3 separate regions of the Homo sapiens genome follow, and regions 1 and 3 are each linked to region 2. The links are chromatin contacts, found by Hi-C or POLR2A ChIA-PET in ENCODE. All regions are on one chromosome and are shown on one strand. The core of a region is the stretch at or near the end of the contact, and the rest is flanking DNA. Distances in the headings are between cores, read along the strand shown.

What was found. Hi-C counts contacts between places; a loop is a spot of excess contacts on that map. ChIA-PET counts read pairs that join two places held with the same protein, here RNA polymerase II (POLR2A). Pooled maps may share reads with other maps.
Region 1: a pooled map shows a loop between it and region 2 (4-fold over the local background). The contact joins two enhancer-like sites. A Hi-C loop is called at or near these places in 26 of 168 maps with a recorded cell type or tissue (A673, B cell, CD8-positive, alpha-beta T cell and 17 more), 29 of 37 single-sample maps with no recorded cell type and 17 of 50 pooled maps. POLR2A ChIA-PET finds 5 or more read pairs at or near these places in 9 of 52 experiments (A673, CD4-positive, alpha-beta memory T cell, activated CD4-positive, alpha-beta T cell and 4 more).
Region 3: a pooled map shows a loop between it and region 2 (9-fold over the local background). The contact joins two enhancer-like sites. A Hi-C loop is called at or near these places in 9 of 50 pooled maps. POLR2A ChIA-PET finds 5 or more read pairs at or near these places in 4 of 52 experiments (T-cell, activated CD4-positive, alpha-beta T cell, activated CD4-positive, alpha-beta memory T cell and 1 more).

What each region holds. Positions count from the first base shown.
Region 1 is chr12:89,331,077-89,335,631 of GRCh38, reverse strand. No RefSeq gene overlaps it. Among named protein-coding and RNA genes, the nearest start is that of DUSP6, 19 kb to the left of the region's middle. Within about 2 kb of position 1,636, at least 5 of the 41 ENCODE cell types and tissues checked have a DNase peak (open chromatin) inside an H3K27ac peak, as active enhancers do; they include A673, where a contact is called at or near this core.
Region 2 is chr12:89,037,632-89,041,836 of GRCh38, reverse strand. No RefSeq gene overlaps it. Among named protein-coding and RNA genes, the nearest start is that of LINC02458, 20 kb to the right of the region's middle. RefSeq lists an enhancer at 2,694-2,763. Within about 2 kb of position 1,521, at least 4 of the 41 ENCODE cell types and tissues checked have a DNase peak (open chromatin) inside an H3K27ac peak, as active enhancers do; they include A673, where a contact is called at or near this core.
Region 3 is chr12:89,490,441-89,495,101 of GRCh38, reverse strand. POC1B-DUSP6 (POC1B-DUSP6 readthrough) reads left to right here. Exons shown (of 11, transcript NR_189589.1): 4 at 2,987-3,166. It overlaps POC1B (POC1 centriolar protein B), which reads left to right. Exons shown (of 12, transcript NM_172240.3): 4 at 2,987-3,166. Among named protein-coding and RNA genes, the nearest start is that of GALNT4, 32 kb to the left of the region's middle. Within about 2 kb of position 1,306, at least 4 of the 41 ENCODE cell types and tissues checked have a DNase peak (open chromatin) inside an H3K27ac peak, as active enhancers do.

The sequences.
Region 1 (4,555 bases), core at 387-2,886, 290 kb before region 2:
AAGAGGTCTCAAAAGGAGAAACTCTAATCTTATCTGAAAATTCTAGGAGCATATAAATTCTTTGGGATAAATTTAACATACTGGATCTCAGCATCATCATTTGCAAAATGAGAGCATTGAACAATATGAATTTTAGTGGCCTTTCCATCTCCAAAGACATTCCTTGTTTTGGGAGTTTTAATCACAATTATTAGAGAAGAAGTAATGGTCACATATCAAAGAATGTACTAGAGGAGATATTGCAATGTGTGTGTGTGTGTGTGTGTGTGTACACCCACGTCCATGTGTGTACACCTGCATATGTGTTTCAATTGCTCTGAAAAGACTGATTGTCTTAGGAAGGAAAGGGACCATCCTAAGATGTAGATACTTTAGTTATTTATTTCCACTGTATATGCTGTTGACCTAGGATTCTGCACGTCCTCAGGGAGTGTCTCTTCCAGGCCTTTTCCAAAAGGTGATTGGCAAGGGAAGTTCTTCTAAAAGAGATAAGTGGCTTCTAAAAGTAAACTCAGAATAAATGGAGTACAAATTCTGTTTACGAAATATTTCCTGGTTGATGGCCACTAACGTGCAGCCCTGCATGACATGTTCTTTGAGGAATGAAAGAAGTGAAGTTGAATTCTGTTTCTCCATCATTTGGGAAAGATATTTACGAAGCCGTCCTGAGTAGAAGATTGCATCATTTCAGAGCAGAAACTCAAAACTATAGTAATGGATGCTACAGTGTGGGAGATGTGTTTACTTTGGAGACCATTGAGAGATGTGAGAGGCTTTTGAAAACTCATAACAAAATTTGTTCAGTACATTCTTTGTGATATGTTAAATTTGCAGAATTCTTTGCACGGCCACATGCAATTTCTGTGAAGTTCACTTCCTCTATGCCAAATATCCCTTTGCATTTTGTGTGGTTGAGCTTCAGAATTGTGGGGTTTTGCTGATGGTGGTTATTCTTAACAAAGTCTTTCCCTCACTCCTTGGAGGACAGATAGGAAAGGTACATGCATGAGCTAGTTGAGTCAAACATTTTCCAATTCTTCTGTTCCTCTTCTTTCTTTTCAAAACATGTATATATTTTTAAATATTTCATTTTTAGATGTTGAGTCTTAGTGATACTAATCTAGTACCATGATTCTTGTATTGATTCTGAATTTTCAAGATGATTTCTTCAGCCTAAAGATAGACCAATTTAAAGTCTAACTGTCTGATGAGGTGAAACCTATAATTATACAAAAAAAACAAAAAACAAAACAAAACAAAAAAAACGGGTGGGGGTGGTTACATGGGAAGAAAAGTGAAAGATTACTAGCTGACACCCAAAGACATAACCTAGCTTTTTCCCCCACCTGAGAAAAAGAAATAAATAAAAGCTAACCAAACAAAATATAAGGAGAACTGTAAATAAATAAATCACCATTGTCCCTGAGAACCTGCCTGCATGGGAAGGAGAGGTGGGCTATAGCCCATAAGGACCAGAGAAACAAGAAAGGAAGTGGGTGAGATTGCTACATGAGTAAGGTTCTGAGGAGTCATTAAAGCAAAAGGGAAACTAAATCCCACTGATGTGTAGATTCAAGGCTCCGAGAGGCCCTAAAAAGTGGGTGGAACTCCCAGGTCATCAGGAGGTCACAAAAGGACAGAGGAAGCTCAGGCAGCCTGGAGTCATGCTTTCTAAGGGAAACTAGAGTTAAGCCAGTTCTTTGACTTGGCTTAAGAAGTGTGCGTAAATCAACCTGTAGGGACGGGTGGGGAGAAGTGAGGTTTTAAAAAAATGTTTTGAAGCCTATTCCTTAATTTGAAGTGATAATCAGCATTTTTAGGTTGTTTTTTTTTTTTTATTTTAGGTGCACTGGAGATTTGTTTTGGTGGGAAGAAGGAATTCCTTCCTTCCTTCCTGCCTTCCTTCCTGCCTTCCTTCCTTCCTTCCTTCCTGCCTTCCTTCCTGCCTTCCTTCCTCTCTCTTTCTCACTTTCTTTCTTTCTTTTCTTTTCTTTTCTTTTTTTTTTTCAAGGTCTCCATATGTCACCTAGCTTGGAGGGCAGTGGCGTGAACATGGCTCACTGCAGCCTTGACTTCCCAGGCTCAACTGATCTTCCTTCCTGAGCCCCCTAAGTAGTCAGGACAACAGGTGCATGCCACCACGCCTGGCTGTATTTTTTGTTGAAATGGGGTTTCGCCGTGTTGCCCAGGCTGGTCTTGAGCTCCTGAGCTCCAGTGATTCGTCTGCCTCAGCCTCCCAAGTGTTGGGATTACAGGTGTGAGCCACTGTGCCTGGTCAGACTGAGCGAATTTCTTGACATGTGCCTAAATAAATTAATTTTATCTCTTTCTTTCCTAAGGTCACTCTTCCCTTTAGAACCCAGGACTTGGATTCATACGCAAGAAAACTTTCACAGAACCTACTTTTTGGGTCTGGGAGTAAGGCTGAATTGGGTGTATATTTCAGCTTCACCACTAAAGCACAAGCTATTGCCAAGACCTAGGCAAGACCAAGTGGCAACAATGTTAGTGGTGGTGCTGCCTAAACGTCAGGATTGTCAGGAGACCAATGGCTGTGAAATGCTTGGCATGGACATTGGCATATACCATAGTAACTGACTGATTCTGAGCAAGCCCCTCATCTCTCTTGACCTCAGTTTTCTCTTCTGTGAAAGAACCATAATGCTATTTTTTTCAGGGTTATTGTACACTTTAAATGTGATGATGTGTTTACTACCGTTCTTGACAAATTTTTCTTCAAGTCTTAGCTCAAAAGTCACCTCTTCTCAGAAGCTTTCTGAATTCTTTGAAAAGATTAGGAGTTGATTTAACATGGTCCCAAGGCAATTTGTCTTTGTTGCCATTGTATAGTTTCTCATATTCTATTATAGATGTTGGCTCAACTCTGTGCCTTCATCTTTGTGGCTTAGTGTCTTTTCATGTAGCATAGTTGTTAAAAACTAGGCTTTCAGATAGGTTGGACATTTTTGCTTAACAATACCCTGTGATGCTGAGCTAGTTACTTTTCTTCTCTGAAACTCAGTTTTCTCAACTATAAAATAGGAGCAGTAATACCTAGCTCATAAATACTAACGTTGACCTATCACCTAGGATGGTGCCTGGCACTACAATAATTATCTGTAGAATGCATGAACAAATAGAAGCACTGTGCATATTAATGAAATGCATATGGAAAGCTCAGTGCCCTGTACTTGGTAGACTCTTTTTCTTTCTTTTTTTTTTGTAGGGGGAGGGGGCAGGGTCTCACTCTGTCGCCCAGGTTGGAGTGCAGTGGGGTGATCTCAGCTCATTGCAGCCTTGACCTCCCAGGTTCCAGTGATCCTCCCACCTCAGCCTCCTGAGTAGCTGGGACCACAAGTACGTGCCACCATGACTGGCTAACTTTTGTATTTATTGTGGAAGCAGTGTCTCACAATGTTGTCCAGGCTGGTCTCAAGCTCCAGGGCTCAAGCAATACTCTCGCCTCGGCCTCCAAAGGGCTGGGATTACAGGCGTGAGCCACCATGCCCGGCTTCTAGACTCTTAATAAGTCACTGCATATCATTAGATAGGTAATGTATACAATCATCCCTCAGTATACTTCGGGGATTGGTTCCAGGACTCCCCTCAGATAGTTCCCTCAAAAATTGGAGATGCTCAAGTCCCTTATATAAAATGGAGTAGTATTTGCATATAACCTATCCACATCCGCCCGTATACTTTAAATTATCTCTAGATTACTAATTATACCTAATACAATGTAAATGCTATATAAATAGTTGTTATGGTGTATTTTTAATCTTTCTTTTTCTCTTTTCTTTCTTTCTTTTTCTTTTTAAGACAGCCTCCACCCCCCTAGGCTCAGGCGATCCTCCCATCTCACCCTACTGAGTAGCTGGGACTCCAGACACATGCAACCACACCAGGCTAATTTTTGTATTTTTTGTAGAGACAAGATTTTGCCATGCTGCCCAGGCTGGTCTGGAACTCCTGGGCCCAATTGTTCCATCCACCTTGGCCTCCCAAAGTGCTGGGATTAGAGGCATGAGCTACTGCGCCTGGCTATTTTTAATCTTTTTTTACTGAATATATTTGATTCAAGATTGGTTGAATCTATGGATGAGAAATTTCAGAATATGGATGGCCTACTGTACTTGCTTATTTTCTGGGGTACGAATGGTATATGTCTTATATCATTTCTTTTAGGGTTTTGCCTAAAAGAAACAAGCAAATAAACAAATGTTTGCTAAATAAACATTTGTTTCTCACCCAGAGATAGGAAGAAAGTCTTTAGGAATCTGATATGCTAAATGCACTTAGAATTACAGAACTTTTTGGAGAAAGAGATCTTAAAGCTCTTCTGAACCCTTTTCTTATGCTAATTTTGTTTGTTTGTTTGTTTTCTTATCATTTCTTTGGTTTCTGCTCTTATTTGAACATTTCCTTCCTTCTACTTTGGATTTACTTTGCTCTTTTTCTAGCTTGTAATGTGGGAAGCTCACATACTTAATTTTAGACCTTTCTTTCTTTTCTTTTTTTTTTTTTAAGATAAGCATTCAAAGCTATAAATTTCCCT
Region 2 (4,205 bases), core at 272-2,771:
GTTCCACTACACCTTCTTCATAGAAAACTAAGGTGAGCTGGGCTGATAATTCCAGATGGGATTCCATGAACCATGGTTGAATATGGAAGAAGAGCTGCTCAGGCCAATGGGATATGAGACATGGAACCAGTAGAACCCTAAAGACAATATGCCAAAGTCAAGCCAGGGAAAGAAACCTTCAAGCTAAGTGAAATGTCGATTAGAAGGAGCCAAGCATAGAGATGAAAGGAAGGGGCGAGTCAATGGGACAGATACCAAGGTCACCAGAAAAAAATTTAGGAGAGTAGATGGTTGTGGATCCAGGAAATCCATCAAGCATTTTTCTTATGCTTGATGTAGAGAAGAGAGGTTTCTTTTGGGGCAGGGATAGAGGGCTGCAGATTATTCTGTATTTCAGAAGAGTACCCTTTGGGGTGGGGAGCCAATTTGGACTCTTTTCTGTAAGTCTTTGGTCTTTGCAGCATCCTGCTTTCCAGTAGGCCCATGTTCAGCACTGTTTCCTCTTTTCTACATCCAGCAAGCTGTGGCTCTGGGGTCTGGTCCGTAATATGAGGTTCCCATGGTTGCTTTTGCCAATCATCACAAACATGATGACTTAGAACAGCACACTTTGTTCTCTTACAGTTCTCGGGGGTGGGAGGGTATAAGTACAACATAGGTTTTAAGAGGGTAAAATGAAGGTGTTGGCAGGACCATGCACCCCCATCCATCCCACCACCAGCAGAGGCTCTAGGAAGAATCCCTTTTCTTACATTTTTTCTACCTTCTAGAATAGCATTTCTTGGCTCATGGCCCCTTACTTCATTGTCAAGGCCAGAATCTTCAAATCTCTCTTGACTTCTTCTTCACATCACCATCTCCTCCATGGTCAAATCTACCTCTTTTTCCTTCTTACGAGTACACTTGTGGTTGCATTTAGGGTCCACTTGGATAATCCAGGACACTCTTCCCATCTCAACAGCCTTAATTTAATCACATCTTCAAATGTGCTTTCTCTATATAAGGTAATATTCACAGGTTCCAGGATTAGATCTTGGATATCTTTGGGGGTCATGATTAGCCTGCCCTCTGCCATTTTGATTCAATATTCAAGGTGATTGTCACATCTTTTTCTCTGTGAAGGCTTCTTCTTGGAAATAAATTGGCTCATTGCCTGATTCACTTATGCTGAATATCAGTCAAACCATTTGGAAGGTTTCTGTTGAGAAATTTTTGTCTTTGTGGTTCCCATGAACCACTTACTTCCTTAGGCTCTCTTAAAATGTTCTAGACAAGCACAAAGAATGATTCACATTTATGTTTTATCTCAGATATAAATCCTTTTAATGATTCATGGGGTTTCTTACTGTGAAATCACCTTCTCAGAAGCTTCCTTTTCTAGGAATCTGATATGCTTTCAAATTTTCTATTGAAAAAATGCCTTCCTGCGCCACTTCTGTTATGTACATCTAGTGAATCCCTGTCGGCAGTGACAGGAAGTTCGCTTCCGTGCGAGGGCTGGCTGGCCCCAGGACACCTGTTGTGCTTGTGGTGAACATGAGATGTCAGGCCTGTGCTGCGCCTTCCTCCAGGCGGCCAGGTGGGAGGCCCAGCTGCTTCTCAGACCCAGGATCTTCATGGCTTTCTGCAGAGGCATGGGGTTCCTCTCATCTCGCATTTCATCTTCCACACGATTCACATTGTGTGAGGCTTCAACTCTGGGTCCCCTAGAGAATATTTTTATTCTGTGGCCTTTAGTTAGTTCATTCAACATGTGCCTGTCGAGTGCCTACTATGTATCTGACATTTTGCTGCATGCTGGGGATTTAAGGAGAAGCGAAGGACAGATCTTGCCCTCAGGATATCAAGTTGCTTAGTCAAAATAGGGTAATCCTGCATATTAATCATTTTTTAGTGGCAAGTGACAGAAACCAAATTCCATCTGGCTTAAATTTAAACTTAAACCATACTGACTTAAACATTAACTATGTAATGAAAAAGATACTTGATAATATTCTGTATCAGCTGGGGTCCAATCAGAGAACGGCTCAATCGATCAAAGGTGTCTGTGCGCGCGCACACACACACACACACACACACACACTAAGAGATTTATTACAAGAATTAGATCTATGCAATTTTGAAAGCTGGTTAGTTCATGAGTTTTCATATAGCTGTTGTCTTCATTTCTGATGCTGGAGCATGAAGACTTCAGAGCTAGCTGTCTAGCAGGAAAGTGGGATATATATATATATATATATATATATATATATATATATATATATCTGACCTCTGAGGATGGACTGGAACCTGGTCTGTGTCTTATCATCTGCAGACCACGTCAACTCCTTCCTGCAGAAGGAAAGATGGCACCCTTTGTCATCTTTCCAAGTGTCATGCTTTCCAAGTGCAAGCTAAACATGCACTTGGCCCAGGAGCCGGTGAAAGTGTAAGAGAATCTGAGGGAAGGTGGAGTAGATGTAAATCTGGCTGTTGACTCACAACAACAAAGGAAAGTCAGTAGATAACTGACAAAGCACATGCACTGCAGCAGAACCTGGTGCCCCTGCCCAGCCCTTTCAGACATAAAAACAATGTGGTTGCCTTCACCTCCACCTTCTGAATCCCATGCAAAATGTCTTTTGCGTTCCACTCTAATCAGACATTTATAGCAAAGGGGATTCTGAGTGACAGAGTGTAGCTTAGCCAAGTCAACACATGACAAAACTTCCCCATATTGGCATATGAAATGACTGGCTGGAGGTGTTCAAACCATTTCCTCAGAAATCTCTCAACTCTGTGTTTCTCTCTTTTGACTTCTTTCTGAGTCTATTCTCTCAGTTCAGCTTCATAGCCCAGTGGAAACAGAGCTTTTCTTTCTCAAGTCCTGGGCTGACGCTCATTGTCTCTGATTTGCTCAGAGGACATAGCACTCCCATTGGGCAGCCCTGTGTCACTTACCTTTTTCTGAAGTCAGGGTATGGAGCCGGCCCTGTTTTAATTACAGCACTGAGAATATGTAAGAGGTAGTTTCCCAAGAGAAAATCAAGGCATTGGTGAAAAAAAAAAAGTTGATTCAACAGTAATAGTTTACTAGTAAACATAGAAAACTCAGGGAAAGCTGTTGCTGTAAGATATGATTATGCTAAATATGAAAGCATCTGGATGCAGACAGTAATTACTAGGCTGGCATCTGGAGGCCTGTGGTGTCTTCCTGGATGGCTTGTCTGTTATTCAGCTATGTGGCCTTGGGCAAGTTGCTCAACCTCTCTGGAGCTAAATTACCTCCTTTGACAGGGGAAAATGTTAGCCTAGAACCATTCATTTATCAGAAAGCAATTATGAACAAGAAGCCCGTAAAGAGCTTATCATTTAACGAGGGAGACAAACAAGTAAAGTCAGCATAATGGATGCTGTACAGGGAGAGAAAGGAGTGCCTCTTGGAGCAAAGCAGGGTTATTAGGAAAGGGCAGCTGAAGAGAGCCTTTTAAAGAACAAGCAGAAGTTTATTGGCAGATAAGTTGCGGGGAGCTAATTTAGTTGGTAAGGACAGTAGATGAGCCGGTGCAGAGCTGTGAAGGGGCATGCCATATTTGAAGCAAACCTCCAAGAGTTCAGAATGGCCAAGTTCAGGGCACTTATGCACAACCAGCAAAATGTAAGTTTTTTTTTTTTTTTTTTTTTTTTTTTTTTTTTTTGAGGATCTAAGCAATGAAAGTTTTCTTGAAAGTAATGGCAAAAACTGCAATTACTTTTACACCAACCTAATATTTTACTCCATGCTAAGGTGTATGGTCTTCATCCTATAGGGAGTGAGATGCAAAAGAACAATTTTGAGCACAGGAGTCTCATAAGTGATAGTTAAGAAACTAGGTGTCAATGGCGAGGAGAGAAATGAGAGCAGAGCAGGAGATTAGCTAAGAAATAATTTCCGGTATCCACGTGACAGAGGTTGGATGTATAGACTTAGGTGGTGGTATTCTGACCGAAGTCAAGGGATATTTAAAGAGTGACTGTCAAGATGTAGAAATTTGCTGATTGTGAGGAGGGAGGGGGAAAAGTAACCAGGCTCACAACCAGGGTGAAGAGGTGGGAGGCGGGGCTGCTGCCATTCAGAATGGAAAACCTAGAGGAAGAGTAGGTTGGAGAAGGGTAGAAGGGGATGTTGAGTTCAGTTTGGGGAATGTTGAATTAAAATAGCTTTTAGGATGCCCAAGTGAAGAAGC
Region 3 (4,661 bases), core at 57-2,556, 450 kb before region 2:
ATGTCTTAGTAGGGACAGAGCAATAATGGTGGATCGTGGCAACGGGAAGGAAGATGATGTGTCAGTTATCTATTGCTGTATGACAGTCACAAAACCTTAGTACTTACTACAGAAACAATGATTTGTCACATTTTGTGGGTTGTCTGGATGGTTGTTTTGCTTATATGGTGCAGGCTGAGATTACTCATGCAGCTTCACAGTTCTTTTGCTTATATGGTGCAGGCTGAGATTACACATGCAGAGGAAAGATGGGCTCTGTTCCTCATTCGTATGCCTGGGGCCTTGGTGCGGGTTGTGGCAATGGCGTCTTGGTTCTCCATGTGCCGTCTCTCCAGCAGGATAACCTGTAGTTTTCTCACAGCATGACAGCTGGGTTCCAGGAGAATCAAAGCAGAAGCTGCTAGACCAATTAAGAACTAGGCCCAAAACTTGCAGTGTCACTTCTGCCACGTTCTGTTCCTCAGAGTAAAGTCACAACACCAGCCCAAAGGGAGGAGAAATAAACAGACTCCACCTCCTTTGAAGCAGAGAGACATGCGTGTACAGGGATGAGATGAGTCACAACACCTCCTCTCACAACACCTCCCCTCAAAAGTCACAACACCTCCCCTCAAAGGGAGGGGAAATAAACAGACTTCACCTTTTGTGAAGCGGAGAGACATGCATGTACAGGGATGAGATGAGTATTGGCAGCCATATTTGCAGATAGACACCACAGCTGGTGACCAGAAGGCTAAGAAAGAATAGGGAGAGGCTGGGGGCATGACTCGCACCTGTAATTCCAGCACTTTGGGAGGCTGAGGCAGGAGGATCACTTGAGGCCAAGAGTTCAAGACCAGCATGGGCAACATAGCGAGACCCTGTCTCTATAAAAAATAAAAATAAAAAAATAAAATTAGCTGGGCATGGTGATGCACACCTATAGTCCTAGCTCCTCAGGAGGCTGAGGAGGGAGGAGCTCTTGAGCGCAGGAGTTTGAGCTGCAGTGAGTAGCGATTGCACCACTGTATTCTAGCATCTGTGACAGAAAGATAACACGTCTCAAAAAAATAAATAAATAAGAAAAGAATAGGTAGGAGCAAGCCTGAAAGCAAGTCTGGCTCAGAGTTGGTCACAGTGGGCAGTCAAGAGAATTTAGCTGAAAGGGCAAGTAAATATGTAGGAAGGAGAGAGCCTATATTAAGTTAAGATGAGGAACTAGAAACCAGTTAGGCACCAGCACAATAAACATAAGGCACTCCTATCTTGGTTTCTTCTGTGTTTCCTGTTGAGACTGGATCCAGTGCTTGGTTTAGCCTACGGCTGAGAGGACAGCCTTTTAGAAAGGAGGCAAACAGAACAGCCTGCTGGAGTGTGGAGTGCAGAACTAAAAATCAGGGCAGATTTTGATGATACTGATGGTCTGTCTCTTAGCTTCCTGGTCATTGCAGATGCCTTTTCTTTTCTTTGTTTTCTCTAGGCATTGTACTTGAATTCAGGCCAAACTATACTCCTGATTTCCACTCATGAAATTTACCCTTGAAACTTCACTGAGCTAGTCCCTGGATGCTCCCTCCTAATTTTTGTTTAATATGTATTTCAGTTTTTCCTGAGTAATATCATATGTCAGGTGATGGAAATTTATGATAAAGTTACCTTTCCTCCCTACAGACCACTGGAAGGGTAAGCCAGGTTGGATCTACGAGCCTTTATTGACTGTTCCAAGTGGAATTCAACGTGTATTGAGTTCTTTTTATGTGCTTGACATATTGCTAGATGCTAGTCTTATAGAGATGAATAAATCATCATTCCTGTGCTTCAAAAATGTGCTGCTTAAGAGGAGACAAATCGTTCTTTAGAAAGTCACTGTATAATGTAGTAAGCAAAATCGTTGTAGCAAATAGGGAGCCATTAAGCCTGTCTGGCTTGGCCAAGGGGGTCTGGGGATGGGGAAAATAGTCCAGCCTGAGAAAGCAGTAAGTGCAAAGGCAGGGGTGTGTTTGAAGGGCTGTGACTGTTCCGAGTACAAAGTTCAGTGTGAGTGGCAGGATACCTCACCAAAGTACTTGGGCATTGTGCTTTCTTTTGGAGAAGAGCCAGTGACACATTTACGCTGGGATTTACATGCTTGGAGTTACGCTCTTAGCAAGGTAATAAGCACAATATGTAGGTGACTGGCAGGGGACAAAAGATTAGAGCAGAGAGACCAGTTAAGAGGCTTTTGCAGTAACCTAGGTGAAGGATGTTGAGGATATATTTACCTTAAGGCAAGCAGAGCCAACATAGAAGAGGAGGATTCAGAAGATATTTAGGAAGTGAGGATGATATGGTTTGCTAACTTACTGGATGTGGGAGAGGAAGCAGGAGTTGAGTGTGACTTCCAGGCTTCTGGCTTGGACACAGGCGGATGTCACGCTGACCAGCCAAGGTAGCAAAATACAGGATGAGGTGCAGGTGTATGGGAGATCAGTGTGAACATTTGAACATCTGAGACACATATATTGTGGCCAACTAAATTCTGTTGCCTGATGTTTTTCAAGCATTTATGACAATTTTCCCCATAGGTTATCTTGAGTATCAATATGATTTTCTAAATGGGAAAATTGCTGAGTCCTAGATACAATGTAAGGTGAAAATGCCTTGGCAACTTGGGAACACTGACACAAAGTAGCGTTTATCACATATCACCTTGTAACTCCAACACTATCTAGCCTTCTCCCATTTTAAGGTTTTCTACTTCTCAAATGCCTCACATTATTTTCCCCATCTTTTGTTTTTCTATTCTCTTCTTTTCTACCCTTTAGTTCTCAACACCTGAAATTTCATGGAAATTTCAGTGTTGACGAAGAGTACAGTACAACATAGCCCTTTCATACTTTTGTTAGGTTTTACAAGAGTTAAACCATTTTATTTAAACTATTTTATATGTTTCAAAGTCTGTATTGTGATTAAGTATTAACTATAATTAAATCAAATGAGTTATAAATATTAAACTGTTTATTTCCAGGAGAGGAAAATTCTCAGAATTTAAAGCTCATACAGCTCCAGTTCGAAGTGTAGACTTTTCAGCTGATGGCCAGTTTCTAGCTACAGCTTCTGAAGACAAATCCATAAAAGTATGGAGCATGTATCGCCAGCGCTTCCTGTATTCCTTGTATCGACATACACACTGGGTACGCTGTGCCAAGTAAGTGCAAAAAATTTCATATTAAGATGTCCACATATTTTTTCTGCTTCATGTTTGCCCCCAACTTCCAGAAAAAGGGTTTGAGGACATATTCATTCATTCATTCAACAGATATTTGTTGTGTGACTGCTTTGTGCGGGAACGGTAGTAAACAAAATAGTGAAAATCCTTGTTCTTACATTCCAGAGAGACAGACAAACAAGTAGGAAAATGGAGCAGGTCAGATGGCAGTAAGCACTATGGAGAAAGAGCTGGGTTAGAAGGGGGCGCGTAATTTTTTTTTCTTTTTTTTTTTTCTTTTTTTTTTTTTTGAGACACGGTCTCACTCTTGTTACCCAGGCTGGAGTGCAGTGCTGCCATTACTGCTCATTGCAACCTTGACTTCCTGGGTTCAGGTGATTCTCCTACCTCAGACTCTGAGTAGCTGGGACTACAGGCATGCACCACCATGCCTGGATAATTTTTTGTATTTTTAGTAGAGACAGGGTTTCACCATGTTGCCCAAGCTGGTCTCAAACTCCTCAGCTCAAGTGATCCACCTGCCTTGGCCTCCCAAAGTGCTGGATTTTCCCAGCACTTTTATTACAAGGGGCCTGTAATTTCAAATGACATTCAGGGAATGTCTTACAGAAAGTGTGACCTTTCTGTAAGAAAGATGTCCAAAGGGTGACCTTTGGACAGAGATGTAAAGGAGGGAGTGAGGCTTGAAGAAATTCAGGAAAGGAATGTTCTGGATAGGAGAAGCAAGGGCAGAAGCCCTGAGGCAGAGCCTGGTGGCTGTATGAGGAAAAGCACAGGTGAGGGTGGGTGGGGATGTAGGAGGGGCCCCAGGGAGGCTGGCCAGGTCAAGAGCAGCGCTGACTTGTGCCCTGGGTGAGAGGAGATGCCAGTGTAGTGCCCTCCTCTCTTTGACCTACATTTTGCTGGAATTGCTCAGACTGCTGTGTGGAGAATAGACTGTCAAAGCCAGGCCAGAAGCAGGGAGACCTTGTTAGGAGGCTGAGCAGTCCAGGTCCTGGCTTGGATCAAGGTGGTGGCTGTGAAAATTGAGATGTGGTTGGATTTTAGATAAAGTTGGAAGTTACAACTGGCAGTACGAGCTGTCACATCAGATTTGACGCAGCAAAGTCAGGAAGAACTCCAGAATCTTTGGTAGCAGTCTCTTGGCAGGTGAATGCTATTGTAGGTGTTGTTACCTGTTGGCCAACAGCTGTGGAGTCTTCCTATTCATAGGACACTCTGCTAAAGTACTGAAAGTGCAGATTGCATTTCCCTATCAGAACTGTCTGGGGGCTGGGCACGGTGGCTCATGCTTGTAATCCCAGCACTTTGTGAGGCCAAGGTGGGTGGATCACTTGAGGTCAGGAGTTTGAGACCAGCCTGGCCAATGTGGCAAAACCCTGTCTCTACTAAAAATACAAAAATTAGCTAGGCGTGGTGGCAGGTGCCTGTAGTCCCAGTTACTTGGGAGACTGAGGCAGGAGAATCACTTGAA